Regions from separate parts of the Homo sapiens genome. Here all the other regions are linked to region 4. Evidence: chromatin contacts called from ENCODE Hi-C or POLR2A ChIA-PET data. All regions are on one chromosome and are shown on one strand. The core of a region is the stretch at or near the end of the contact, and the rest is flanking DNA. Distances in the headings are between cores, read along the strand shown.

Region 1 (3,924 bases), core at 255-2,754, 2.3 Mb after region 4:
AGAATCATCTGAGCCCCGGGGGCAACGATGCAAGTTTCCATCTGTGGTATGCCAGGCCTCCCATCACCTCAGCCTTTCAACTTGGTGGGAGAGAAAATATCATGGGCTAGGAATCAGGAGACTTGGATTTCCTGCAGCTGTGTCCCCAACTTGCTGTGCAACCCTCAACAAGACACTCATCCTCTCCAAGCCTCGTTCTTCTCATCTTTAGAATGAGGAGATGGCCCAGGTGATCTTCCAGGGATCTGCCCACACCAGCACGGCCCTCAGCCAGTCCCTTCCAGCCTCAGCTGTGCAGACATTGTGTGCTATGGGGATGAGGGCCACTTTGCACCCAGGAAGGCACCTGCACTCCCCCTGGACCTGTGCCCATTAGCGTGTTGATCCCAGCTAAAATGGCACAGCCTTGCCACAGTCACACAACATTGCATGAGCATCTTGGGGCAACAATTCTTTCCCCTGGGGCCACAGGCCCGGGCCCCAGAGGCAGCTGCCTGCCCGAAGCAAGACTTAGCCTTTCCTGGTAAGTCAAGAGAAGCCTAAGTGAGGTCTCCTTGATGATCCAGATATGGATCCCATGACACCTAAGGACACATCTAGGGAGGCTAGACTACCCACCGATGTAGGCTTCAAGGCCAGCACTGCTCTCACTCACATCCTTGAAGCAGGTGGCACCAGAATGGGGAATTGTGTGGTTCCCAAGAGCCTCTGTGGGGGAATTCCTCTCCATTCCTCTCTGCCCGACTGCCCTCCTCACCTGCTTCCACCTGCTGTTAGAAACAGGAGAGATGTGACCTGGAAGGCACCTCCAAGACCATCTGGTCCACCCTCTTTGTCTACAGATTCAGAAACTGAGTCCAGAGAGAGGAAGTCACTCACTTGGGGCATGCAGCTGCCTGAGTGAGGAAACAGTCTTCAATGGCAAGCCACTCAACACGTCTCAGAGAAGCCAGCCAGGGCTCCCTTCCCCCTTCTGGAGGCCGCGTCCGCACGTCCACAGTGCAGCAGGTGCCCAGCCAAGACTCTCGACTCAGGGAACAGGGTGGGAAAGCTTCTCAGGGGGAGCAGCCAGGAACACCGGGTGGTTGACTCAGTTCTCTGCACCAGTGGCGAAGGCTGGCTGCCAGCCTGCCTCTGGGGGCTTAATGTGGGTATAAACTTCTTGCAACTGTTGTAAGCAGGACAGGCAGGGAAGAGATGAAGGTGGCAGCGTTGTCTTCAGCTGACCAGTGTTCAGGCTGGAACTGGGAGTCGGGCCTGAATTCAGACCACAAAAAAAAGCTATTGTTAGGAGCCCCGTTCCCTATTAGGGATAGAGATCAGAGCTTGTGGAATTTACTTCTATTGAGTGATCCCCACTTCTCTCTGCCTGTCTAAATCCTCTCTTCTTTGAAAAGCAGCTCAGAGCTGCCTCTTTCTTGAAGCCTTCCTTGCCTACGAACACCCCCATGCAGTCTCCATCCTCTGAACAGCTTGCAGCATTTCCTTCAGGAGGCATCAAGGAACTGGGCACCCGTCATGAGTTCTGGGCTGCCGCTTAGATTACGCATGTGCCTGAGGTCATGGGACCAAAGGCTGGGCGTCTTCAAGAGGAGCAGGATGTTCTACCCCTTTAGTGCCCTCCGCAGCCCACGGCCCAGCAGAATACATAAAAGGTGTGCAATAACAACTTACTTGCCTGTTGACTGATTCCAGTTCCTCCCCCCAAAGGACAGCGAAGCCAACCACACACTCTTGAAATGCTTGTTTCTCCTGTCAGACATCCCTCATGTCCCCATGCCAGCACCCCCAGGCAGTTCCACGGGGAGAGGAGTGTAAGGTGGCAGAGTTGCCGACTGGGCTTCTGGAACTGGCATCAGGCTTGAGGGTCGTTTCGGTGGACTCCACACTGCCTCACGGACCAGGTGCAGCACAGCTGGCTAGGACCCGTAAGTCCTGCCTTGCATCCTCCCTCCCATCATTACAGCAACACACACACACACACACACACACACACAATGTCCTCATGTTTTTCCCTCTTTGGCTGCCCCTGAAGCCTATTTCCACTCAACTCCTCCTCTATGGATATGTTCGGACATGTGTAATTTATCCCAGGGCCCTTTCGGACTGGAGTTAATCTCACATCCTAGTCTACACGCATCACCTGCCACCCAACTCGTCCCCCAGGGACTCCCTCCAGCTCTGGGAAAGGCCAGGTGACAGCAGCTCTCACACCGGCTCTGGTGTGGAGAGGGGTCAGAGTAAGTAAAACCAGAAACAGAGAAATAGCAGCAGTAAAAGCAAATGCCACTGTGTTGCTGGACCTCACGGAAGCCCCTGCCCACATTTAGAAAGATCCTATAATTTCCAGACCGTCCTGGTCAATAATAATCCGAGAGAAACCTTAATGTTTGATTTCTTCCTCGTTGTGATTTGTGGCTTGTGGAGCTCAAGATCTTTGAGGCCAAAATGGTGTTTTTGTTCATTAGGCAAAGTTGCAGGCCCAGGCAGCAGCGGCTTTCTCCAGTCTGCCCCCGCCTGGCCCCAGCTGAGGCTCAGGAAACCTCCTTGGCAACGGCTAAGGGTCTCACAGTGACATTAACCCAGCCACATTCCACACATGTAATATTCCCGAGTAGTACTTAAGCTTGTAAATCCATTTTTTATGATGCAGAATTGTACAGCATGTGCAACGCGATGCGGATGTGTTAACATCACCGTGAGAAACTTAACTTTTGAATATCCTTGTTTTGGGAGGTACACATTTTACAACTTCAGCAACATGTTACCAAACATTTCTTACACAGTTACTTCCATACAAGGTTCAAGGTGGTTGGTTATATTTAAATATAGAATTTCCCCCTACCTGATCACACTGAACAAATTAAAAATGGCTCAATTATTTGCATCAAGTTCTGGGTTTCTTACTGACGCCCTTGCTTCCCTATTGTAGCTTTGAAATTAGACTTTTAATTGTGCTTGTGAAACAAAAACACAGGAGGCCATTTTCATTGCAGAACAGAAAGTTACAGGCAAAGTTAAATGCACCTGCATTTCTTTCTTTGTTGGCTGGGGGTAGGGTAAGGAGGGAGGAGGAAGAGAAAGATTTCTATTTCAATGTCTCACTTCAGGTCAGAGATTAGAACTTCCAAGCTCTGTGTGAACAGGGCACCTGCTCACCTTCTCTGGGCTGTGATTTCCTGCTCCAGCACCAGCGTGCTTCAGCATTGACAGAGGAGAAAAACTTATCCAAGTGATTTGGGCAAATATATCTGATTATCACAAGCCCTATTCTCTTTCTGTTGGCACTGATCGGGAAATGTAATTCACCACCCTCCAGTGCCATAGTCCATGGAGTGGAAAATTCTAAATTCAAACCTGTTCCAGGTCAAAGATTCTTATGTCAAGGCAGAAGAATAGAGCACAGTTTAGCAACTGATTAGCTTCATTTATAAAGCTAATTGATTAGCTTTATTTGTTAATTGATTAGCTTTTATTTGGGTTAAACAATTTAGTCATGTGACAGGTGGATGTCCATTTCTACTCTTATTCTACTCTTCTCTTGATGGTCGGCTGGCTGACCAGTTCCCAAAACACACTCTTTGCTTCAGTCAGGATGGCAATCCCACAGACTCACTGTCTCATTCTTCAACTACACCACCTCCCGCCTAAGCCTCGTTCTTCTTGGCCCTTCCCCAGGATTGCTCTCCAACCCCTTCCCTCCATCTTTCCATCCTTCCAAGCCTCATTCAGCCCCAGTTCCTCTCTGAAGCTCCCCCTGATACCTTCCACCCCTCACAGACCTCCCTGCTCTCTACACACCTGTAGTGCTCCCAGCATATGCCACCAGCTTTGCCTTGTGGAATGACTGTTTTCATCACCTGGCGACTTGTACCAGCTTGTCTCTCCACTCTTGTAAACCTGTGGGAGGGCCCCTATCTCATG
Region 2 (3,749 bases), core at 112-2,611, 2.4 Mb before region 4:
CTGCATTTATCCTTTCCTCATTAAGAACAAAAGAACACCTTCTGTAGAAGTGATGACTATTTAAAATAAAAGGGAACAAGCAAGAATACAAAATATGTCAAGACTAAACCTAAGATTATTTTTCTAACTGCCTATATCAGTTGTTCAAATCAAGTCCAGATTATACTATAAAAGGCATTTTAATTACGGCTCTACATTTTGTAATTTAAAATACTTCACATGACTACAATAAACCAAAGAACACAGCAGTTTACAACCTGCTTTGGTGTCCCAACTTGCTTAGATTGTAAGGCATTCACTTTCTCATAGCGCCTTCTACAAAGGCAGCCCGAAGAAATGCAGACTACAGATGTATGTGCTTGTGTGTCCATGTATCGTGGCAACAGTCAGCAATACAGCCAGGAAAACGTGCCTTTCGGTTTTCCCCAGCACCTGTCGACTGTGGCACCTGGGGCCCGTTGGTACAATTTTTTTTTTTTAAAAACACTCGGAAAGAAAAGTTTCCCTAAACCGTTTGTACTAGACGTATAATGGATAAGTAAATAAAGGGGGAGGAAGGTGTCAGCTCCTAGGGCGACATCAGTACCTAGTCTCTCACTACTTCCTCCCTTCTCTCTCACACTCTCCCCTCTTCAAAAGAGGAGGGACTGGAAAGGAAGGAGTCCAATCCTTAAGAGAGATGGGAGAAGGACAGAGAGTCTCGGTCTCCGAGGATAAGTCCAGTCAAAAGTACAGTACTTTGTTTTTGCCGTACACAAGAGCCAGTTCAGAACCAACGCGCTGTCCCGAAGGAGTAGCAACGGTAACGGGCCCAGGGCCCTAAACCCAAGCTGTGCCCCAACCAGAGGCACTATCCCCTATTCTACAGTTCCGATAACCTTACCGTCGGACTCTGCCCGAACCAGCAGCGACATCCCCTTGAGCTCCTCCACGTAAGTGGAGGAGACGTGCCCGGTGCCTCGGTCGTCCCATTGCCGGTCTTCGTTCAGGGTATAGACCTTCACTCGCCGCCGCGTATCCGACATGGTGGCTGCTGTCTCCACCGCTCTAGCCGCCGCCTCCTCGCTTACCTCGTCCGCGCTCCTCACTCTTAGGAGACGGTAAAGGCAGTAGTGGCGGTGGCGGCGGCGGCGGCTTCGGAGAGGCCCGAATTCACCATGGCTCCAAAGGTTCAGCCGCGAGAAGGGGTGACAAGAGCCACTGAGGCCTCTCCGCCCGGAGGCCCCGTTACCTCTCACTTCACCCGCGCATACACCCACTCTCCCGTCTCTTTGCCCCCCAGGGCTCGCTTGCTCTCCCGCCGCCGCGGTAACTACTACAGATCCGCCATCTTGTAACCCGACTCTCTCTGCCTTTCTCTTCCTCCTCCAGCAGGCTCGCACGGGCTGTCCTAGCAGGGGCTACGGCGGCCGACAAGTCCCATGAGCAGCACCTCCGCTTCTGCACGCGCTTCCCAGGCCGGAATGCTCGGCGCTCTCGCGAGGAGGGGTACCGACTGGGGCGGGAGTACTTCGGCGAGACTTCCTCCTCTTTCGGCCCGACTTCCTCCTCTTTCGGCCCCGCCTCTTGGCGCGGGGTCGCAATTGGGCGGGAGGTTCTCGCGATCTCCCCGTCCACGCCTGCGCCGCGAGAGGCCGCTAGGTGGAAGGGGACTTCGGTTCCGCACGTCGTCATGTTGTTGGATGGCACCAGTATGTGACGTTCCTAGGAACTTAGCTCTGAGGAAAAAACAAAGCAAACCGGGGAAGTACGTAGCCTTGAACCGGAGTAACCAGGGACAGAAAGGAAGGAAAAGGGTTTCATACCTTCACGGAACGACGCTCACTTCGTCCGCCTGAGGAGGAAAAATAAGTTTAAACCTTTCTGTGAAAAAGAACGTGGAGCCCTTTCTGCCGAATGGAAACCCGCTAAACCCCGTTATGGAGTCTGCTACAATTAAGCATCTAACCAGGAATTGTCTATGGACACAACTCTCCAGGCAATTCATGCAGAAAGTGTGTTGACGATTTCCTGTTTCTTGCAGAGCGCTTCACCGTTAAGGCTCTTAGTAGCTGGCGATTGTAAAGCACATTTTCCGCTTCATGAAAATACAGTGCTCTTCTTGTGTTTGTAACCTTGGAAAGTAAGTCTGCTATGATAAGTTTAGGGAAGTGGCGGGGAGCTACTTTCCTAACATATCTGTGATTGTTTTGATACTTCTCAGTTTCTCGCGGGCATTTCCTGCGTTCTCTATAGGGCTCTCTTGCACTGAATAAGGAAAGGAGGAATTCTCTCTGCATTGAGGCTATTATCGCACATTGTGCGGTGGATATAGTCACGCGCTGGGTCGTAGTAGCGTGTCGTTTATTTCAGTCCAGCTCACTCTTGGTAGAATCCCTTTATTCGTTTTGTTGTTTTTGATAGTCTCTCTCTGCTTCCCAGGCTAGAGTGCAATGGCGCTATCTCGACTCACTGTAGCCTCCGCCTTGAGGGCTCAAGCGATCCTCTCACCTCAGCCTCCCGAGTAGCTGGGACCGTAGACGCCTGCTCCCCATCCCCGCTATATTCGTTCTTTAATACAGTCTCTCAGCTTGTTCAGCTGCCACTTCTGTGCAGCTCATTAGCCTGATCGGTGAAAACTAGGCGAGACGCGCACACTGACCCTGCAGTGCATCTTGGGAGTTGTAGTCATAACTAATCAATGGTCTTGTTAAAACGTGCTTATGTTTTGACCAGATCGCTTAAGTGTGGACACCCTTCAGCAGTACACTACAACGTGGGTCAGTGTACAGAACACATGCTGATAGAAATAATTTCAAAATCTGGATTCATAGTTTTTTTTTTTAATCTAGAGACCTCAGAAAATGTACTTGAAGAAAATCATCATAATATAATACATAACAATAGAGCCAATTAATTGATGTGATGAAAGTGGACAAAATGTATTTTGACCTCAGAGAAAATAACATTTCTGTCTTGGAAGAGTCAGAGAATGCTTCACACAATTTTTGAGCCTGATGTTAGACTCTCCAGCCTTCTGTCCAAGCCTCACCCTTTGGTTACTCCCCAGGAAGACTGAACTTGGGAAGAGGATTGTGCAGACCCTGGAGTCAGGCTTGGCGTTTGGGATAGGGAATACTAGAGTGCCCACAGCATGGTCTGGAAAAGGGAAAGTGGGCTGCAGGTGGCTACAGTCCCATGATTCCATGGATTTCAGACCCCTCCAAAGCACAGGGCTCAGTGCTTATCCAAGTCTGAGGGCCCCCCATAACCACATCTTCCCCAGCAGATGTTCTTTGCTTCAGGCAGTCATCAAAGTTCCACTTCAAAGAGTTGCTAACCAAATAAGCCCACAATCTTCCTTTTTTGTTGTTTTGAATAAGTAATGCCTTTACACATATGAAATTAAAAAGAGAGGCCGGGCATGGTGGCTCACGCCTGTAATCCCAGCACTTTGGGAGGGCGAGGTGGGCAGATTGCCCGAGGTCAGGAGATCCAGACCAGCCAGGCCAACGTGGTGAAACCCTGTCTCTGCTAAAAATACAAAAATCAGCTGGGCGTGGTGGTGGGGGCCTGTAATCCCAGCTACTTGGGAGGCCGAGGTAGGAGAATCGCTTCAACCTGGGAGGCAGAGGTTGCAGTGAGCCAAGATTGCACCACTGCACTCCAGCCTGGGGGACAGTGTGACAGACTGTCTCAAAAAAAAAAAAAAAAAAAAAGGCAAAGATATATAGTGAAAACTAAGTCTTCTTTTAGTCTTTGTCTCCTGC
Region 3 (4,050 bases), core at 331-2,830, 2.5 Mb after region 4:
AGGGGTTTGGGGGAAGAGGGTGATTGTAAATTTTTTTCTAGATGAGAGATTGTGAGATTTTTGCAGGGGGGCTGGTGGGGGAGTCAAAGAGAAGGCCGTCACAGAAAAGGGTTGGCAGAGCGTTTGGCTTCGGTTTGGGGGCAAGAAATTGTACATTCTCTTGCCTTGTTTTATTTATTTTATTTTTATGTATTTATTTATTTATGTGCCAGTCTTCTCCTTGCTGCCTCTGAGGTTCGGTCGGGAGGGGAGGGCAGCGGCAACCCAGGAGGCAGCAGTCCGGGCTCCCTCCCTCCCTCTCCCGCGTGCCCCCGGCCGCCTCCTCCCCCGGCCCTAGCTCCTGCCCTTCGGCGGCGGCGGCGGCGGCGGCGCGGGAGGGCAAGCGCGAGGAGCCGGCACAAAAGGCAGCGGGACAAACACCCACCTCTGGCCGGAACAAAAGGCGGCAGTGCCGGCCGCGTCTCCCGTCCTTCCCGGTCCCACGGCTCTCCCCGTCGCCGCGGCCCCTCTCCCGACTCCGCGGACTCAGGAGCGCCGGGGGCCCCTTTCCACAGTGCCACTTTCTCACTATTGTGGGGATGACTACTTTCCTCCCGCTGCACACTTGACCGTGAGCGCGCTGGTGTCCAAAAGCCAGTCTCACCTCTTTTCTCCCCGGGAATCGTTTTTTAGACTTGTACTCACTCCCTCCCTACCCCCCCATTTTCTTACGGTGAGTGGGAAGCAACCTCCCTTTCCCCACCAGCTCCCACCCCCAGGTTTGCATGTGAGTTGTTCGCAACCTTAGCATTGTTCATTATTTTGCAAAACTGGCGGGGCGGGGGGGGAGTGGAATCATTGCATTCCTTTTCGAAAAGAGAAATAAAGCGGCGGAAAGGAGGAAAGAGGAGGAGTCAAATTTTTGTAAAATTAAATAAAATTAAAAGGTGCGTGCTGTCTCAAAAGTGCATACACGGCAATGGTTCCAGATGGGATGAGGGTTTTTTCCCCCTTTATCTCTTTTACCTCGACTCTCGGAGGTTTTTCTCGTGAAAAATTTAAAAATGCATGCACACACCCCTCTCTCCCCCTCGCTTTTGCTTCTAGTCCTGCGCGCTCTCGTGATTATTAATAATTATTATTACTATTATTGGGTTACTTACGCGAGAATTCCCGTTTGCTTAAGTGCTGGGGTTTGCCTTGCTTGCGGCGAGACATGGTGGGCTGCGGGGCGGGCGGCGGCGGCGGCGGCGGCGGCGGCGGGCGGACGACGGCTCGGTTCACATCGGGAGAGCCGGGTTAGAAAGAAGGAGACTCCAGAGAAAATATCTTCATCAGTGCCTTTTGACATCCAAAATAAATTAGAAATAATACAAAGATGGCGCAGGGAAGATGAATTGTGGGAGAGCCGTCATGGCTTTTTTTTAAGCAAAAAAAAAAAAAAAAAAAAAAAAAAAAAGAGGGAGAGAGAGAGAAGAGAGATAGAGGGAGAGAGAGAGAGAGAGATGAAAAAAATGGCAAAAGCCCCCCTGAGCTGCAAGTTCAAGTGCGGACGTGACGTCCCTGCGAACTTGAACGTCAGGAGTCTGGATGGACAGAGACACACAAAACATGGGCAGGGCGAGCAGGAGAGAAGGGGAGGAGGGAAGGGGAAGCTCACACCAATGGACACACATCAGGGGCTGGACATGAAAAAGAGACCAGGACAAGCCAATGGCCAGTGCGGGGAGGGGGAGGTGCGGGGCGGGGGGCTCCGCGGACGCCAGACGCGGCCCCCGGGGGAGGGGCGGGCCGAGGGGAGGGGGCGCTGGGGCCGCGGGCTCACCAGTGGCCGCAGCGAGCGCCGCGGCGGTGGCGTGGCCGGGAGAGAAGAAAGGGGTGGCAGGGGTGGGAGGAAAGGGTGGGGGGGAGCAAGACGTGCGCCCTGCTCCCCCCCACACACGCGGACTCTAAAATGAAAGATTATTCAAAAAAGAAAAAAATAGAGCGAGAGTGCACCGGGAGGCTGCAGCCCCGGGCTGGGGAAGCGCGGGCGGAGGGAAGCCAGGTAGAGTTGCTCCCGGACACCCTCCTCCGTACGCACACCCACTTCCCCTCCCCGCCGCCGCCGCGCTCGCTCCCCGCGTGTGGACGCCAGGGGCCGAAGTAAAAGCCCCGAGCCCGCGGCTGCGCTCGGGAAACTTTGCCCGAGGAGAGGACAGCAAAGAAAAATCACCCGAAGTTGAGAGCTGAGCCTCCAAGTTACAGCTCCGCAGCGGGCGAGGGGAGGTGGGAGGGAGCGCACGGCAACGCGGAATCCAGCCTAAGTTTGGAGGGCTGCGGGTCCGGAAGGGCAGCGCCCAAGTCTCCAGGAGCCCGCGCGGCCTGGAAAGAGGGGACCGGGGAGAGGCAGGCGGCGCAGGCCGGGGCCCGAGGGCGCCCCCAAGGCCGAGCCAGGGACCGGGAATCTGAGCGCCCCGCCAAGCGACTGGGTCTGAATGCAACTGAAAGCGCCGAGTCCCCGGCTCCTAAGGGTCGCAGAAAGAGAGCCCGAGGAATAAAGAACGAGGAGCCAGAGTCTGGCCCCCGGAGGGGAGCGCCGGGGGCCTGGGCAAGAGAGGCACCGAGGCGTCCACCTCTCTGAGAGGCCGAGGACAAAGCGCGGGCAGTCCCGGGAGTCCCAGTCCCTGGGAATGTGCTCACGGCGCCGCGGGAGGTCCCCGAGCCGGGTCCCTGGGAGGGACACACCCCCTCCCACTCCAGAGCAACTGCAAAAGCACAGAGGGATGGGAAGAAAATGTTTCTTACGGGCAGAGCACAACTGTTCCTGTGCTGTTACCCAGGGAAAGAGAAAATGGGAATGGAGAGAGAGCGACAGGCTCGCAGGAGCAGCGGGGAGACCACGGTGGTGAGATGACCGCCTCGGGTCACCGCCGCGCTCCCCAGGCGCCGCCGGCCAAGGCGCACACCCAGGAGCCAGCAGCCCCCTCTCGCCTTTCTGCAGACGTTCCCTGGAAATTAGGGAAGACCTGTTGGAAATAAAACCCTGTCTCTTTAATGCACACACGCACACACACGCGCGTGCTGCCGCTGTCAAAAAGCGGGCTTCACTCTGGCGTGGGATACTTTCAGTTTTACGTAAAATGTACAGCAACAGCACCCCCTGCGATTGGAAAGTTTATTCAGAAACGTGCCTGTAAAGTCCCCTGGCGCCTCCCGCCTCCCAGCCTCCCTGCCTGCCAGCACCACTCTGCAGCCGCCGCCGCCGCCGCCGGGGAGATCGCAGTCCGATTCCAAATCTGGAAGGAGTTGGGGGGAGAGGAGAATGGACTCAGGTCCAAGGGAGGTGCGGAGGGTGCAGGGTGGAGACGGGTCGCCATGGCCCGCGAGACCCTGAGCTGCAGGTGGATATGTGTGAGTGTGTCTGCAGAGCGAGGAGCCCTCCTTCCCTCTCCTCGGAGCGGTTCCACAACCCCCGTCTTCTCATCCCCCTCTTCAGTCTAAAGGGTGTCGCTTCCGTAAACTCACCCACCCGGTGGGGGGGCTTTATTGTTTTAAGCGAGGGCCCCGGGCTTGCACGCGCTCACCCATCCCGCAGCCCTGCCGGCAAGCGGCTGTTTATTCCTGTTTCGTCTTAGTAAAGTTTCAAGTCTACTGTGTTAGAAAATGACTGGCTTGCCTAGCTCGGCGGAGCTTCGGACCCCTCTAAGGAAGAAAAGGAGGTTTTGATGCTCAACATTGAGAGAGATGTGGGCTGTACTGGGATTGTGTCAATGTGGTTTGTTGTTTGTTGTTGTTTCCCTCCAGTTTGTGGGAGGGAGACCTCAAATTCTGTTTAAGAAGCGGGAGGATTCACTAGAAGTTAAGCTCTGTAGCTTGTGTGTGACACCATTTCCCCTTTTCACTGAGTTCTTCAGAGCAGGTCAGCATCTCTATTCCACCACAGTCTGCTTTTTGTCTTGTTAAACCAGCCTTGGAGTCACCAAAAGAATGTCTTCTTGGGGGGTGGCGGGGGAGGACGACGTGGGGGACGGTTGGAGGGAAGGTGAAGAGAGGGAAGAAGAAAGTGCAACTGGGAGGCCTTTGAAAAAT
Region 4 (3,996 bases), core at 1,143-3,642:
ATGGTTGCCCATATCCTTTCTAGGGGTTGGGGATACAGTAGTGACGAAAACAGGCAAAAATGTTGCCTGACCTCATGAAACATACAATTTACTGAAAAAGATTGTCTTTTGTCAAAATAAATAATAAACTGTATAATATATTGCTGTATAGCAGTAGGTACTGGGAAAAATACAGGGAAAGAGGCTACGAAATATTGTGGGTGAGCTGAAATTTCAGATAGGATGTTTAGGAAAGGTCTCACTGAACTGACTTTTAAATAAAGACCTGAAGGAAGTGATGGAGCAGTCTATACGGATACCAGGTTGGAGAGTGGTCCAGGTGGCAGTAAATGCGAAAAGTTCTTGAGAACAGCAGGCCACTGTGGTTGAAGAGAGTAATAGGACATTGGGGAGTGGGAGTGCATAATAGGTAGATCAGTGTTCTTTTCAACGACTGGCAATTTTGGCAAAATTTCGTCATGTTGGGGGATATTTTGGTTGTTAACTTGTGTGGGAGGGAGTGCTGAGGAGACCAGGGATACTGCTAAATATCCTACAATGCACAGGACAGCCTATCTCTCAATCCTCCTCCTTCTCCCAAACCCCCAACAAAGAATTATCCAGGCTGACTGTCAATAGTGCCCAGGTTGAGAAATGCTGTTTAAAGTCATAGCGAAGACTGGCTAATTGTGAGTAAATTGGAATAACACTGAATTGTTTTAAGCTCAGTAATTATTTAAGCGTTAAGGATCATGTGGCTGCTTGCTGTGAACAGACTAAAGGGATAAGAGGGTATAAAACATTTAGGAGGGTAATACAATTACCTAGAGAAAAAATATGGTTTGGGCCAGAATGCAGGTAAGGGTGCTAAGTGATAGATGCTGGATGTATTTTGAAGGTTGAGCCAACAGGATTTACTAACACTGGATACATGCCTGTAGGGAGAGGAACCACCTACAAGTAATCTGCTGTGGTTGCTACTGGAGTTGTTTCTTCTCAAAAGGGAGCCGGGGAAGTGGTGGAAAGCTAAACAAATTTGGAAAGGAGGAAAGAGTACCCAATATGGATATTAGGATTATTATGCATCTGTTACATAAATATCTGTAATTATGCATCTGTTATATAAATATCTTAAGAAAATAAGAAAGGACACTGTTGGACCAGTGAATGACTAAGGGCACAATTATTCTATGGACTGTTTCTTTAAAAATACTTTTTTGTTTGTTTTTAGAAACGTCTTCTCATGCCATCTTTCATTTTGGTGACAGTCTGAAAGATGTAGGGAGCCCCAATTCCTTATTCTATCAAAGTCATTAAAGGGCTCTAATTTTCCTTTCAGTATTTGTATCCCAACCAATTATTGGTGGTTACTATGTAGAATGCTGACGTATTAATAATCTTTGTCTAAGCATTTGTTTGGTTTAGTCTAAAATATAAGCTTACTATGAGTCTTTTTTTTCTTTCCTTCGAGACTGAGTTTCCCTCTTGCTGCCCAGGCTGGGGTGCAGTGGCGCGCTCTCTGCTCACTGCAATCTCTGCTTCCTGGGTTCAAGCGCTTCTCCTACCTCAGCCTGCCGAGTAGCTGGGATTACAGGCGTCCGCCACCACGCCTGGCTAATTTTTTGTATTTTTAGTAGAGATAGGGTTTCACCATGTTGGCCAGGCTGGTCTCAAACTCCTGACCTCAGATGATCCACCCGCCTCGGCCTCCCAACGTGCTGGGAGTACAGGCGTGAGCCACCGCACCTGGCCACTATGAGTCTTTATGTATTAGAAAACTGCTTAATAAAGTCCTCACCTTATTGTCATAATCTTATAACCAATAACCTTATAATCTAACAACAAGGGTTATTTCCATTTCACAGACAAAAAAACCTGAAGTTTGTTAATTACGGTGTTAAATTATCCTACGATTAATGGCAGAAATAGGTCCTGAACCAATATGCCTTTGAGAACTTAAACGCGGTGAGTTACATACAGGCCCTCCTAACTGGAGTCTTCGCTAGTACCAATAGTTAGTTGCTCGGCGAGAGCTCGGTAAGGACTAGCCATTTGGAAGCTCGTAGTACTCAGGTTGTGGTACAGGAGATCTAACACTCCTACACAAATGCATGTCGTGCTTATTTCGTACCAAACTGGTCTGGCGGCGGTTCTTCGTCCAGACGCTGGCGGGCCAGGGTGGAGGTAGTAACACAGCTCCCATTCCCCATGTAGCCGCGCCCTCTCCTTCCCCTGGGCGTCTCCGGGGCGTGGACAGGCCGCTGAAAGGAACCGGCTGCGGCCTGTGTGAGGCTCCGCGGGCCGCTGCACTGCGAGGCCGACGCAGCTGGAGAGAAGTTAGGCAGGTCCTAGGGAGGGCAGGCTCGAGTGCTGGGCCCGCCTCCCCGCGGGACTGTAGGCCCGGGGGCTCCGCCTCGTCGCAGCGGCAGGTAGGAGGCGGTGCGCGCGGCCCGGCGACGGGGGATCCTGAGGCCCGGTCAGTCTCTTGCTCTGGGGTCTTGGGTGGCGGGCGGCACCTCCGCTTGCAGTGCCGGAGCCGCGGCCCCGCTCGGAAAAGGGCTGCCGTCGGAGTTAGATGCCGGGGACTCCGGGCCGTCCCAGCCCCCGGGCCTCAGCTCCGGCCCGGGCAGAGTCGCTGCTTCCGCGTTTGGTTCTTTTTTCCCCGCTGGGAGTGAGAACAAGGCGTCCCCTTCTACTCACGTTTGCCAAAAGCGGGTCCGACGTGTTAGCGGAAAAGTGGGTGGAGTTTCTCTTTTTGCCGGTGCAGAGAGAACTTGTGGCGGGAAGTTGGGGCGCGGGGTTGGCCGTAGGTCCCCGGCGTGCTAAGGGCGGACGGACCAGGCGGCTGGGCCGCGCTGCTTCTCGTTACCTTCCGCAGGGTCAGGGGCCGCGGCGGGGTTGGAGGTCAGCCCAGGCACATGTTAACCCCTGGGTACCAGTTTGCTCGGAAACTCGTGTTGAGGACTCATCTTAGCCCTGGGAAGGTACCCAGAAGCCGAAGGGACACCCCTGACAGGGACGGGCCCTGAGAGGCTGTCGTTTCCCTTGGCAGATGAACTCGGGACTCGCCCCCAGGATGTACATTTCGTAGAGTCTCCCTTACCGCCTCAAGCCCTGAGGCCGCTGCCTTGCCCCAAAGTGTATTTATCTTTTTTATAATTATTTAGAATTTATTCCTTAATCAGTAGTTTACACTTTGGAGACTTTAAGTTTTAAATCAGTAAATCTGTAATAGGCACCAGCCTATATAATGTACTGGTCAAGGGAAACCTCCACAAAAACTTTTCCTGCTTTATGATACAATCAATGCTCTAGGCATAGTTCACCATCCAAATTCCCAGCCCTTGTGTGCCTATCAGGAGGAAGGTGAATATTGTTAAAGATACACGCAGCGACTCTACCTGGGACAATACTGCTAAGTAAAAAAGCAGTTAAGTGAAGGAGGAAAAACCCGTTAAAGGAAAAACAGATACTTTCTTTTATGGAAGCTAGGAAGATTATATTAAGAAAACTTTACATTTACGTATATACGTTTTTAATTAACTTTCATGTCAGAAACTCTTAATAGTTTTAAATACTTAGAGGATCATGGTTACCTTCACATTTAAATTATTTTCAGGCATGTATGCTGGCATATGTATTTTCCCCTAAGAAATTTTCTCTTTTAACTCAGAATTTCCCATTGAGAAATTTGCTAACCTATGTACAATTATAATTAGTTGATTAAAGTTGCATGGCTGTGCTGTGGAGATTATGCTTTTGTTGTTGGTGGCACAGTTGTAATCTCTAAGGCAGGACTGTTTTCACTGTGATAAACTGAGAAAGAGGGTAAGAAGACAAAATGCTGAGAATATTTTGGCAGCCCGAGAACTGATGGCCTAGTATTCTGCTAAGTTACATATCCGTGAAAATCCCTGGCTCATTTAACAAATGTTTACTGAGTACCTAGTATCACGGTGGTGAGATGTCCATTGCCATTGTCTGTGTCTTCCCAATCCAATCCTGTGTTCTTTTCTA
Region 5 (4,209 bases), core at 612-3,111, 2.5 Mb after region 4:
CCGAGATCGTAGCACTGCACTCCAGCCTGGGCGACAGAGCGAGACTCCATCTCAAAAAAAAAAAAAAATTAAATTGGGTGGGGGAGTTTCTTAGGAAAAAAATCAGAGTTGTGCAAATAAATCTAGTTGGTCTGACTGTCTTTACAACACAATGAAAGGGTAAGGCACCATAAGAGGCTGTGAATTCCATTGATAAGAGAGGATTTCCCTACTCAAATATCAAAGGTCTTGCATACACATACACTAAAACAGAAAAAAGAAAAAAAAAAAAAGAAAAGAGAGACAGAGAGAGAGAGAGAATCACCTTTTAAACTCATCCAAGAGCCAGTCAAAGCCACCCAAAGGAAAGCAGGCCCCAGTCCCTTCCGAACTCAGCCGTTCTCCCTCTGGTGAGACAGGCTCTAGCTTGTTTCCAGAATGCCACTACCAGCTTCCCACACCTCCAGGGGACCCCCTAACTCCAAAGTGTTGCCCAGACCTAAGGATCCTCCCCCACGTGCTCCTTCCCCAACACTGGCTTCCAGGTGAGCGAGACAGAATCTGCAAGCAGAGTTCACTGCTTGACCATGGGGTGAAAGCCACAAAGACACCACCAGCTATCCCAACCCCAGCACTTTCACTTTTTCACTTTCTCCCCAGGGAGGAAGGGGGAAATAAACTTGCCCAGCCTCACACCTTCCCTGGACAGGGAGCTGGGGATCCATTCAAAGCCCGGTCTTTCTCTGTTCAATCAAGCAGCGTGAGCAAAGTACAGATTAAATACTACATATGAACCAGCATTATGTTAGGCACCAAGAAGGCACAAAAAATAAAACATGACTCCTGCCCTCCAAAAGGTTATAATTTGAGGAGGAGAAAATACACCCACGAGCCAATGTGAATACCACTGATCCCCTTTTAACTAATCCCAGAGTGACACCTCCTCCAAAGAAAGCCAAGTTGCTGACAGAGTCAGGCCTTCCTAGTTACCTAGAAAAATGGCCTGGGGAGGTCCAGCCCACTAGAAGGAGATACAGAAACAAGCCCTCCATAAATATCTGTGGGACCCAGCTACCTCTCTGAAACACAGCCCAGTGCTTTCAGGCAGGGAGAAAGTGGTGGTGGGTGGCGGACAGAGATGTGAGTGGACTGACACAGACATGGGGGCTTCCAAATGACTCTTGATCACCCAACTTTCCAGCTTCCCCATTTCTGCCCCTGACTTGAGCTCCCAGGCCACTCAACCCACTGTGAGGTCTTACTGTGGGGATTACCGAGTCACCACCAGGCTGCGCTGAACAGGAAGTGAACAAGTCAATTCGAGAAAGATCCAATAAGGGAATATTCTCTGGGCACCGCTGGGCCAACACCCACGGAGGGGTCCTGGAATACAAATACCCTGGAGTCTGAAGGGCGGTGGCCCCTCTTCTCACCACTTCAATTATGTCTTCATTGAACTGGGTTATGAAAAAGGGAAGCAGGGATTGAAAATCTAGCCTTGTGGCCATAAGCCTGTGATGACTCATGCCAGCTTTGGGTGCTCTAAGATGCTTTCCCATGTCTGTAATGCTTTTCATATCATCCTACACACTCACTGTCACCTCTCCTCACCCCAGCACACAGAAAAGATGTGCTTATTATGTGCACTTAGGTTTTGTTGTACTATTAAACACAATGACCCACTCCTATTATTAAAACACAGGTTTTGCTGGAAACTCAAAAAAGACTTGGCTCTGCTGGCTCACAGGGAATCTGGGCTCCGCTCTTCCAAAACCTTTGTTCTCCAGATGTCAGTGCAAAGTTATGAACAGCTCTCCCCCTGAGCTAACTTACCGAGCAGTAAGTGAGGCAAGAAAGGCCACTCACTATATTTCTCAGCCTCCATGAAGTCGTCACTGGGAGAGGAGCCAAGAGGGAGGGGGCACCTTAGGAGACAAGATCGTAACTCACCGTCATCCGGGGAAGTGGAGAGGAAGTCAGGGAACTCGTGTCAGGAGTGGAGAGCTAAGCTCAATATGGACAAGGACAGAGAGGGGCACCTGGGATGGGAGAAATGTGGCATCAGGACAACTGGGAGTGAAAGTTTAACTGCCCTCAAAGATGGCTGACAAAGATCTAGCATTCCTAGTGGACACCAAGCTGAGCATGAGTCATCAATGAAGCACTGGTTTTTAAAAAAGCAAGCAGGACATAAGAGTGCAGACATAAGACTAAAGAATGTGGAAAACACTAAGATATCTTGCCATTGGACTCTGTAGTTATCAGACTAATGTTTGAGTAAAAGAGCTGGAAAACCAGCAGATTCTAAAGAGAGGCATAGAAACAATAAATGGGTTACAAGATAATAGATCCATGAGTTCAGGTTCAGGAAAGAGATTATTTAGGAAGAAGAAGTGGCGGAGAATGGAATGAAGAATGTAAAATATGAAGCATTTCAGCCCAAAGCTGGTGATGAGATACTTTGTCGTCTCTGGAATGAAGAGGAAATGGGTTTAAAATGAAGCATAAGGGATCGAAGGTAGACAAAAGGAAGGATTTCCTGCGATTGAGAGGTGTCTTTAAAAATAGAACTAGGGTGGTGAGGAAGAGGTTGGGCTGGCCAATTCTGGAGGGCCATCTGCCCCTGAGAGGGTACACGTTCCTTCACCACCCCAACTCCATCTACTCCATTATCTCCAGTTATCTGAATAAAAAAGCCAAGCTATTCCCTGGGCACACCATGTAAACCCCAGAAGGGCCACACTTTGGGAGCCCTAGCAGGAAAGGTGGTAGGAAGACCAGCCCCGAAAAAGGGCAGAGAAAACAGGGAAAGGAACAAGGCAAGAAGAAAGGGCAAAGGACCATTCTCTGCAACAGCACAGGTGATTGGGTGGTGGTTTTGTTGCTTGGGTTTTACCATGGGCTCCCCAGGTTAGCACTGCCACAAAAGCACCAGGCTCTTCAACAAAGCTCCAGTTAAGAAAAGCATTCCAGCCATCACCGATAAAAGCGTGGGTGCAAGTTCCTCTGCAAAGCACATGCGGGCCACCTCTGGCTCCTGCTGGCCATGGAGAGGCCATGTGCGATTGGTACAGTCAGCCAGGAATGAAAGTGGGAAGCCCCAGGCTCTGGGCCAAGTCTACCACTGCCTAGCAAGTAGACTCTGGCACTCACTCCCCTCTTAGCCTCAACCTTTCTCATCTGTAAAATGACAGGGTTAATGATATGACTTCACAAGTCTATGTCTACATAGAAGATGCTCAATAAGTATTCACTTTGGCTTTCCACGAAGGAAACTATCTATGCTCAAAGAGCTGTGCTTTCTTCTATGATTCCTCAGAAACTCTTGTCGACTAGAGGAACAAGAACCTTACTCTAAAACCCAATTTTAGGGGAGGAGAGAAAATTTTTAAAAGACTTTAAATTAATTACTTGAAGGCCAGAGGCATTTGCTTATGCCTATAATCTCAGAAATTTGGAAGGCCACAGAGGGAAGATTGCTTGAAGCTAGGAGTTCAAGACCAGCCTGGGCAACATAGCAAAACCCTGTCTCTACAAAAAGCTTAATAAATAAAATAAAATAATTGCTGAGATTTAGCTATCTTTTCAAAGAAAATATAAAATTTGGCCCAGTTTTTTATCTATCAAACCTAGACCTAAAATCATCTTGTCTCATTCCCTCTGTCAACATCTGCTGAGCTCTCATAATACATAAAACATCATAGATAAAGGAGTCACAGGATTAGACCTACCGTTCCATACCAGTGTGTTACAGCCTGTCATGAAGCAGACTCAGAGAATTTGGCTACTACTTAGTACTAACATTTAATTTAGTTTTAAAATGTCTGCGATAGAGCAGATTCAGGATTATGCCTGTAAGATGACATTCCAACTCACCTGCATTTAAATATGAATAAAGAGTGAGCAGAAGGGACCAGGTAAAAATGGCACATGGGAGGGCATCGCACATGTGAATTTTAGCTTCCCACACGCAAAGGCATGGGGGGACAAGGCAGGAAGCATTGCTCTAGATCTGAGAATCACCACACACCAGAGAGGGCATGGGAGGTGACACACAAACCCAGCAGAGAACGTTGAGAAAGAGTTTTAAGAGCCTACTCATCATCAGAGTTCACTTAAAAGTCCATCCAGAATCAGAACGTGGGATGGGGTGCCCCAAGGCATTCCTGGGGGCCGGGCGTGGATTTTAAGGACTCATCAATTACTGTTCAAGTTCAGGTCAAGCTGGAT
Region 6 (3,997 bases), core at 1,334-3,833, 3.0 Mb after region 4:
CCTAAGTAAATTTGGGCTCCAGGGTATTTTCAAGAAAGAAAACAGAATATGTGGAAAACAGCCTCTAAATAATGAAGATCTGGCCAGGCCCAGTGGCTCACGCCTGTAATCCCAGCACTTTGGGAGGCCGAGGCAGGCATTATCACTTGAGGTCTGGAGTTCAAGACCAGCCTGGCCAACATGGTAAAACTCCATCTCTACTAAAATACAAAAATTAGCCACGTGTGGAGGTGTGCACCTGTAATCCCTGCTACTCGGGAGGTTGAGGCAGGAGAATCACTTGAACCCAGTAGGTGGAGGTTGCAGTAAGCCCAGGACTTTGGGAGGCTGAGGCAGGAGGATCATGAGGTCAGGAGATCGAGACCATCCTGGCTAACACGATGAAATCCCATCTCTACTAAAAATACAAAAAATTAGCCATGCGTGGTGGCACGCACCTGTAGTCCCAGCTACTCAGGAGGCTGAGGCAGGAGAATCGCCCGAACCCAGGAGGCAGAGGTTGCAGAGAGCCAAAATCGTGCCACTGTACTCCAGTCTGGGCAACAGAGCGAGACTCCATCTCAATAAATAAATAAATAAGATCTGTGTGGTCAAGGTCAAGTCATTACTATTTACTAGTGATCTGGATCCCTTTTCCCAGCCCATTTAATCTACTTTGATGCAGAGAAGAGATCGGATGCTGTGAGGGGCGAATATAAGCATTTACAGTGCATCTCTGACTACATACACAGAGAAACTGTTTCTGTTTCACCTGTTACTCTAAGTTATTTTTTCTCCATTAGTTAAGGTCAAGAATTTTACTTAATTCAGAAGTAACATTTAACTCAAAAAGAGACAGAAGAAATACACCCTCTTCCAATAAATCAATAAGCACTTTAAAAGGACACTTAATGAAGATTTCCCTCGATACTTAAATAGCTATATTAAAATTTATTTTATTTTCCATGGCTAGAAGACAATGTTTATTTTTCCAGTAAGTTCACAAGAACAAAGGTATCATGCAAAGTAAATAAATGACACATTACAATCTCCTGGCTCTGAGAAGTTCCCAAACCTGATTGATGAGAATTACAAAACTTCCAGTCCTGAGTAATTTGAAGAGGTCTAAAAATAGACCCCAAAAAAGACCTCTTTTGAATGTGTGTTAATAAACGAGCTATGAATTTACAAACCTCTCAACATCATTTTCACCTACCAACAATTTATCAACTTCTCAAGAATGTTAACATTAAAAGGAGAAAATACGTTACGTCTTAAATTTGGTTTTTTCATCGTGAGATAATTAAATGCCAGGATTTCATAAGATATTAGAAATCGGTTGTCCATATTAGATTTATTATGTTTGAAAGCAAGCCCTGAGAAAGGCATTCCACAATGTAAGTTTTCCAGTGTTGGTTACCCTCAAGATGTTTGCTTTTCGTTTATGTGTTTGTTTTATAGAAATAACTCTGTAACAAGTTGCTACAAAGCCGCCTTTCATGTGTCAGGCTCCCTAGGAGGACTGAATCCCTCCTCCCCAAATCAAGGATAACTAGCCCAGTCTCTGGCTTACTGGAGGAGAGGAAGGACTTTATTTTCACCTCTTGGACGATTACAAAAACCAGTCATCGAAAACGAGAAAAGGGGCAGGGTATAAGAAAAACTAGCGAAATGACCAGACTGAGTCTCATATCCTAAGATCTTTTAAAACTCATTTCCCTACCGAAGGGTGTCATTCGTAACGCGGCGTGGGGCTGGGGGTGTGGATTTACGGAGAAAGAGGTGATCACACTTCACTGGGCTTCTGAAACATTCAGCTCTGGAATCTACTGTGGACTCTTGAAAAGTTCATCCCGAGATCTAACCTCAAGCCTCAGTTTTCGCCAAGCAAGCCCTTCCCCCTTCGGTCAGGTGCAACAAACTTCCCACTCACCCCTCCTTTGCTAACAAAGCCGCTCCAGCAGGAGAGAAACGAACTCTCTCCCGCCACACCTCTTTTGCACCCAGTCTGCACTCCTTCACCTCTTACCTACCCGCCTCACCTTCTCCCCAGACGCCGGAGCCTGAGATTTAACCCCTTCCGGCCCTCGAAGGGAAGAGGGAAGACTAAAGACAACGCACCTATTGCGTCTAGCAATTCTGTTCCCCGAGGAAACGTGCGTTTTAGAACAAAAGTACCAGCCCGCTCTCGCTAGGACTAAGTGAGCTTCTCCCTTCTTGTTTGTAGAGGAAATCCGAAAAACTGCCTGGTTTGCCACCTCACCCTACCTCCCCCACGAGCGAAGGAGTGCGTGCGGCTTTACTCCCAGCCCGACTGGTCCACTCCCAGAAAAGCCTCGGTGGGACTCCGACGTCTAGGGAGTTGTAGCCGCTACCAGAAATATCGATGAGCCTTTACCCTGAGGTTTAGAAAGGCAGCTCTTTCTGGGGCAAATACAAAGAGCGTGTTTCTTCCTACAAATTAGTGGCATCCTCCCGCTGTATGGATTCAGCTGGCAAAGTAACTCAAGCCTTGTCCTGACTGCAAGGGTGGGCGGGGTGGACGGCTCGGTGTTCTGCCCGTTGTGTCTTACGCTCCAGGTGCTGGTCTACGCGGGCCTGGACAGTCAGGGGTAGGAGCGGGAGCCGAGAGGAGGCGGAGGAGATGGCGTCCCAGCCGCCACCTCCCCCCAAACCCTGGGAGACCCGCCGAATTCCGGGAGCCGGACCGGGACCAGGACCGGGCCCCACTTTCCAGTGAGTGTGGGATTCTTCAGGCTGTGAGTTTAGTGGGCCCGAGCGGGGACTTGGCAGGAGGCGGTTGTAGCGGTTGTTAGTGGAGGTATTCCCTTCCCCCCTTTAACCAATACCCAACCTTGGGGATAGGGGCCGAGGTGGAGCTGGGGCGCTTACCAGTGGGGACTTTAGTGTCTCACAGCTGTTTCTGACCCGGCAGCTCTAATCAGCAACGTTTTTTTCGGGAGCTCCTGGGCGTCTCTCTGGGTCTCTGTGCTTGAAAGAAAGGGGGGCGGCTTCCTACCTACCGCTTCTGTTTTCACTTTGACAGAATGGCTTCTCTATCTTTAAAGCGTAGACTTTGGTCTGTAGCAGTTGAGAGCGGCATTTGTCCAGCCACGGCATCGACAGGGAGCAAAGTCTCTCCTTAAAGGTGTTAACCTCTCGAGAAGTTGCTGAAAGCCGGAAAGGTTTTACGCAACAGGAACTCAAGCCCCGTACACTTTGCATTCTTTTCCAGCATAACTCAGCCAGTGTTTCGGATCGAGATTGGAGAAGCAACTTTAAAGCAGGAGTTCTAGATCTGAGGCCTATGGATGGACTTTGTGTGCAAAATAGTGTATTTTTCTGAGGCCTGTATTTTTTTTTTGTTTGGTTTTTAATCAGTATCAGTTGGTTTCTAGGACTTTAAAAAGGCTAAAACATGCAGAGTTGGGAGTGTTTCGTGGCCTCGTGTGGCTTTTGTTTGGTAGTGCTGGACATCTTAATTCAGATAGGTGTGATTCAAATGTCAAATCACCTACTATTGTAGGTTTTCCTAAGCGTAAAAACCCCAACATATTGGAATGTATTTCTGCTGTATTCTGAAATCTTTTATTTAAACACTAAAATGCTTTAACACAGTAACGACTTAGTTTAATAAGGATATATACATAACAAGTAATAAGTTTGATTAGGCTGGTAAGCCACGGTGACATTATCTGCTACCTTTTTTTTGAGTGGGTTCTTTTTTCCCCATTTAGGCTGCTTGTCGAATGAGAGAGGTTTTATTTTTTGCATCTGTTAAAGTTCTTTTTATGTAAAATTAACCATTTTCCCACTTTATCGTGAAATATTTTAAACACAGAGACCAGTAGAGAGTAAGATAATACCTATATATTCACTACTCAACTTTAAACAGTGTTAACATTTGCCAGACTTATGTCGAATTTTTCAAAATAAAAGACGGCTAAACTCTCCCATTCTTCTTTATAGTGGTGACTATTGTCCTTATTTGGTGTTTCGCATACCCAGTAATGTTTTT
Region 7 (4,165 bases), core at 830-3,329, 3.0 Mb before region 4:
AGCTTACTGTATCTTTTCTATTTTATAAACTTTTTGGCTCTTTTGTAATAACGTTTAACTTAAAACACAAACACATTTTAAAGCTATAGAAAAGAAATTTTATATTCTTATTCTATAAGCTTTTTTCTATTTTTTTTTTAACTTTTGTTAAAAACTAAGATACAAACGCATTACCCTAGGCCTACACAGGGTCAAGATCAAGACGTCGCTAGGCGGCAGGAATTTTTCAGCTCCATTACAACCTTATGGAGCCACCGTTGCAAATGCGGTCTGTCCTTGACCTAAACGTCGTTATGAGGCACGTGACCGTATTTTGATTCTGTAACCTAAAACATATCCTTCTGAAAAACAGTATTTCTAACCAATATATATGAAAATGTCTGTCTCAAAACATTTCTCTGTGTCTCATGGTAAATCTGCCACGAGTTCAATTAGCCAATTCCTGGCAAGGAATCCACAGGTTTTCCCTTCTTTAGGAATGTCAACCATTTTGCCTTTTATTTTTTTCTGTAAGATTCAATTATGATGCACTAAGAGGCTGGGCCAAGTCCACACTAACAGCAATTCCTCCGACCCTGCAGCTGAAACCCCGGCAGAACTACGCCCCCTCGAACACAATGCCTAGATCCCCTTTCCCTGGCTCGGTTTAGCTGGTGGGGAGCAGTCCACATCACACCCCGGGGAGCTGGGCGGTGGCAGGACTTTACCAGAACTCTCTCCTTCCCATTTCTCCACGCACCACACCACTGGAGGCGCTCTCCCTTCACTGCGGTTGGGTCAATGTGGACGTTTTCCACTCGGCCAGCTCCCCACGAGCACAGGAGGAGGGGGAGGGGAAGCGCAAAGGGGCCACCCACGCCAGCCAGGAGGTGAGGAGGGAGCCCGGGGCAGAATGCAGGCCAACAGACCCGCAGCAAAACTGCACCTTTTCCAAAGGAGCAACCCAGACGGGTAGACAAAAGCACCTCCTAAAAATATCTGGGTGCCAAGGCCTTTCCTTCCTCACCTCGAAGCCCAACCAACCCGATAAATCCACAACCCTGGCTCTCGGGTATATACCCGGCTCCTACTACGGGTGGGTGCCTAACTTCCGAGAATCCGTACGCTGGGCATCACACAGGGTGAAAGTGGGAGCCGGGAGCGGTGCACGTGTTCCCCGAAACCAAGACGGACAATAAGAACAAACCCGGGCTCCAAGGGCCGCCCCACCCTTCTCCCCGCGCTTCCAACCAGACGGGGCGCCATCGCCCCGAAGTCCGCAGACAAAGCGCCCTCGGGGCGGAGAGGAGGGACCAGCCCAAAGCATCTGGGGCTGCACACAAAAGAGGGAGGGGCGCGAGGGGCGGCGCGAAGCGAGAGGTCGCGGCACTCACCCACTGAGCCCGAGGAGCCCCTGCGCTTGGGCGCGGCCGGGGTGGAGGGGGGCGCGGCGGGAGCCGGGGCTGGCGGGGTCCACACGGGCTCTGCCTGGGGGCTCACGCTGGCCGGGGGAGGAGGGGGAGGCCGGGCCGGAGGCTCGTCGTCCTCAGGGAGCTTGGAGGGCGAGACTGCGGCAGCAGACAGCGGGGATGGCGCGGGCACGGTCGACGACACCGGGCTCGGGTCCCAAGACGGCTGCCGCTCCGGGGCGACGGGGGGAGCGGCCGGCAGGGGTCCCCGGGGCGCCGGCGGCACGAAGTCATTTCCGAAGTCCATCAGGGGCGCGCCGGCGGCAGGGGCGGTGGGCACTGGGGCCGCGGACAGCCCGGCGGCGGGCTTCCTCTCCAGCACCTCCAGCTCCTCCAGGTCTTCGTCCTCGTCCTCCTCTTCCTCCTCCTCTTCTTCCTCCTCGTCCTCGGGCTCCCTCACGAACTGGTACTTGAACGCGGGCTGCGGCCGGGGTGGGCTGTCCGAGGACGAGACCAGAGGAGACTGGTCCAGGTCTTCCATGGCTGGAGGGTGGAGATGATGCTGCAGCTGCTGCCGCCGCCGCCGGGGCCGCGTCTCAGAGCCGCGGGCGGTTGTGGGGGTTGGGGAGGACTGAGAGGGGCTGGGCCGACTGAGCCGAGGGACCTACTGTGGTGACGGCTCCCGGAACAATGAGACTGCTCCTCCTGCCTCCGCGCCGGTGATGCGCCACCCGCCCTGTCCCCACTTGCCGCCGCCGCCCAGATGAGCTAGGAGTGAGGCCAGCGGACTCTCCGCCCAGTTTGGCGTGACTCACCCTCCCCAGGGGAGGGCAGGGACTGGCGCGGGAGGGAGAGAGCCAATCGGCTACAGGATCGAGAAGATAGGCGACCAGCCGGGCCAACAGAAAGGGAAGGAGATGAAAGTGGGTGGGGACTACGGCACTTCCTCTCTCTTACCGGCTGGGATTGCGTTCAATGGGCGGGGCTGAGAGCTGGGAGCTCCACCCCCACTTTGGGTAACCGTGAGTTGGGGTGGGGTCTTGGCCTTGCCCGCAGCTGGCGTCCGTATGTCGTTAGAGCACTGGGAAAGGGGGCGGGCTGCTGGCTGGGAGGGGTCGGCGCGGTTTCTGGCGCGCCACCGGAAGGGCGTTATCCTGGGGGAACTGAGAGTGGAAACTTTCCTCCCGGGAAAGGAAGAAACCCGACTGGAGAAAGGTATTAGCGGGACTGGGAAGTGGGCCCTAAGGATTTTTAAAGATTTTTGAAATAAAAGATTATTTGTTCACTCAAAGTTCCAAACTACATCACTACTACTACCACCCTAAAATAAGAAAAAAATTGTTTTTTGACAGTTAGGCTCACTCAGTCTAAACCGCAGCCCCCGAAATTGGGAGGAAAACAGCTGTGCTGAATTAACTAGGGATCTGGGGCCGACCATTTGAAAGTCTGCTCTTCTTCCAAAGAGAGTTTGGGGCCTTGCCTGCTGGACTCTTACATGGTAAGAGAGTGAGTCACCCAAAGAGAGAGGCAGCGGGGAGACAGGAAAGTGGAAATACAAAGATGCCTTGGAAAGCTAATTTGGTTCACGTTACATTTCAGTCACCTTAGGTTCATGAGTCAACATTTCGGATGATTCAGGCTTTCTGGGAGTCAGGAAGCCCCATAGTCATTGGTTTGATATGCAGGAATAAGCATGATCCCCATTCCACTTTTTATGAGGCTGGAGAGTTTAAAGAGAGTAGTTGCAGAACATCTTTGTAAGAATCAGGATCCTTTTATCTTTCTGATTTACCTTTCAAAAATATTCACTGCATGCCTACTCTGGAGGCCCTGGAGAGAAGAGGATAACCTGCTTTCAAGTTGCTCAAAGTCTAAATCTGTGCTGTACCTGACAGGTACTGGCTACTTGTGGCTACTGATTGAACACTCGGAATGTATGTAGCTAGGCTGAAATTAGATGTGCTGTAAGTGTAAAATGCGCACTGGATTTCAAGAATTAGTACCTCCGAAATGTAAAATATCTCAGCTTTCCTGTTGACTGAATGTTGAAATTGATATTTTGGATATATTGGGATAAGTATAATATTATTAAATTAATTTTACTTGTTCCTTTTAAAGCAGCTTCTAGAGTTTTTTAAATACATAATGGCTCACATTATATTTCTTTTGGACAGTGCTAGTCTAGATTAATAATTAAGAAAGTTTGATTGCCATGGGGAATCACTGGCAAATTCTTAGCTCCAACTAATTTATATTACTGTGGCTTAATTTGGGTATTAAAAAAGAAAAGTAAGAGTTGGAGGGAGGGATAAATAGGTGGAACACAGAAGATTTTGGGGGCAGTGAAACTGTTCTGTATTATCCTGTAATGGTGGATACATAACATTATGCATTTGACAAAACCCACAGGACTATACAACAGAAAGAGTGAACCCTAATGTAGACTATTGACTTTAGTTAATGATATATCAATATCAGTTCATCAGTTGTAACAAATGTACCACCTCAATGCGTTATGTTAATAATAATAGAGGAAACTGTGGTTAGGGGGCAGGAGTGAGAGTGTATGGGAACTCTGTACTTCCTGTTCAACTTTTCTGTAAACCTAAAACTGCTCTAAGAAATAAAGTTTATGAACCTTTAAAAAAGGAAAAGAATAAAGATTTCCTGGCAATGTTACTTGATTGGGTTAATTATCAACAATATATTCAAGACCTATCACATTAATTCCACGGAGAACTGGCTTTATTTGTGCAAAACGTTTGTGACTTGCTTTG

Evidence for each region. Hi-C counts contacts between places; a loop is a spot of excess contacts on that map. ChIA-PET counts read pairs that join two places held with the same protein, here RNA polymerase II (POLR2A). Pooled maps may share reads with other maps.
Region 1: a loop to region 4 is called in a map with no recorded cell type, with 14 times the contacts of the local background. The contact joins the enhancer-like site here to the promoter of VRK2 in region 4. A Hi-C loop is called at or near these places in 3 of 37 single-sample maps with no recorded cell type and 3 of 50 pooled maps.
Region 2: a loop to region 4 is called in a map of naive thymus-derived CD4-positive, alpha-beta T cell, with 10 times the contacts of the local background. The contact joins the promoter of PPP4R3B here to the promoter of VRK2 in region 4. A Hi-C loop is called at or near these places in 1 of 168 maps with a recorded cell type or tissue (naive thymus-derived CD4-positive, alpha-beta T cell), 6 of 37 single-sample maps with no recorded cell type and 16 of 50 pooled maps.
Region 3: a map of CD8-positive, alpha-beta T cell shows a loop between it and region 4 (7-fold over the local background). The contact joins the promoter of BCL11A here to the promoter of VRK2 in region 4. A Hi-C loop is called at or near these places in 6 of 168 maps with a recorded cell type or tissue (B cell, CD4-positive, alpha-beta T cell, CD8-positive, alpha-beta T cell and 2 more), 6 of 37 single-sample maps with no recorded cell type and 16 of 50 pooled maps.
Region 5: a loop to region 4 is called in a pooled map, with 2.7 times the contacts of the local background. The contact joins the enhancer-like site here to the promoter of VRK2 in region 4. A Hi-C loop is called at or near these places in 1 of 50 pooled maps. POLR2A ChIA-PET finds 5 or more read pairs at or near these places in 2 of 52 experiments (MCF 10A and activated B cell).
Region 6: a map of CD8-positive, alpha-beta T cell shows a loop between it and region 4 (13-fold over the local background). The contact joins the promoter of PEX13 here to the promoter of VRK2 in region 4. A Hi-C loop is called at or near these places in 2 of 168 maps with a recorded cell type or tissue (CD8-positive, alpha-beta T cell and naive thymus-derived CD4-positive, alpha-beta T cell) and 10 of 50 pooled maps.
Region 7: a loop to region 4 is called in a map of CD8-positive, alpha-beta T cell, with 11 times the contacts of the local background. The contact joins the promoter of RTN4 here to the promoter of VRK2 in region 4. A Hi-C loop is called at or near these places in 2 of 168 maps with a recorded cell type or tissue (CD8-positive, alpha-beta T cell and naive thymus-derived CD4-positive, alpha-beta T cell) and 11 of 50 pooled maps.

What each region holds. Positions count from the first base shown.
Region 1 is chr2:60,351,052-60,354,975 of GRCh38, forward strand. No RefSeq gene overlaps it. Among named protein-coding and RNA genes, the nearest start is that of MIR4432, 34 kb to the right of the region's middle. RefSeq lists enhancers at 551-630, 1,401-1,900, 2,381-2,460, 2,601-2,650. Within about 2 kb of position 1,505, at least 5 of the 41 ENCODE cell types and tissues checked have a DNase peak (open chromatin) inside an H3K27ac peak, as active enhancers do.
Region 2 is chr2:55,616,261-55,620,009 of GRCh38, forward strand. PPP4R3B (protein phosphatase 4 regulatory subunit 3B) reads right to left here and starts at 1,362. Exons shown (of 17, transcript NM_001122964.3): 1 at 884-1,362. The coding sequence starts at 1,025. PPP4R3B-DT (PPP4R3B divergent transcript) reads left to right here and starts at 1,670. Exons shown (of 3, transcript NR_186624.1): 1 at 1,670-2,122. RefSeq lists enhancers at 318-1,244, 1,245-2,169, 1,263-1,662, 1,683-1,732.
Region 3 is chr2:60,552,074-60,556,123 of GRCh38, forward strand. It overlaps BCL11A (BCL11 transcription factor A), which reads right to left and starts at 1,581. Exons shown (of 4, transcript NM_022893.4): 1 at 1,143-1,581. The coding sequence starts at 1,197. RefSeq lists silencers at 292-651, 2,061-2,150, 3,091-3,220 and enhancers at 2,841-2,890, 3,465-4,050.
Region 4 is chr2:58,044,414-58,048,409 of GRCh38, forward strand. It overlaps VRK2 (VRK serine/threonine kinase 2), which reads left to right and starts at 2,393. Exons shown (of 13, transcript NM_006296.7): 1 at 2,393-2,455. It overlaps LOC107984043 (formin-2-like), which reads right to left and starts at 2,820. Exons shown (of 3, transcript NR_171623.1): 1 at 2,111-2,820. RefSeq lists enhancers at 1,661-2,216, 2,106-2,225, 2,217-2,772 and a silencer at 2,376-2,645.
Region 5 is chr2:60,514,615-60,518,823 of GRCh38, forward strand. All of the region lies in intron 2 of BCL11A (BCL11 transcription factor A), which reads right to left. Among named protein-coding and RNA genes, the nearest start is that of BCL11A, 37 kb to the right of the region's middle. RefSeq lists enhancers at 944-1,073, 1,184-1,303. Within about 2 kb of position 1,862, at least 6 of the 41 ENCODE cell types and tissues checked have a DNase peak (open chromatin) inside an H3K27ac peak, as active enhancers do.
Region 6 is chr2:61,015,137-61,019,133 of GRCh38, forward strand. It overlaps PEX13 (peroxisomal biogenesis factor 13), which reads left to right and starts at 2,584. Exons shown (of 4, transcript NM_002618.4): 1 at 2,584-2,715. The coding sequence starts at 2,624. PUS10 (pseudouridine synthase 10) reads right to left here and starts at 3,119. Exons shown (of 18, transcript NM_144709.4): 1 at 2,872-3,119. RefSeq lists an enhancer at 2,991-3,040.
Region 7 is chr2:55,048,372-55,052,536 of GRCh38, forward strand. It overlaps RTN4 (reticulon 4), which reads right to left and starts at 2,080. Exons shown (of 9, transcript NM_020532.5): 1 at 1,374-2,080. The coding sequence starts at 1,929. RefSeq lists enhancers at 1,086-1,898, 1,861-1,910 and silencers at 1,401-1,520, 1,661-1,720.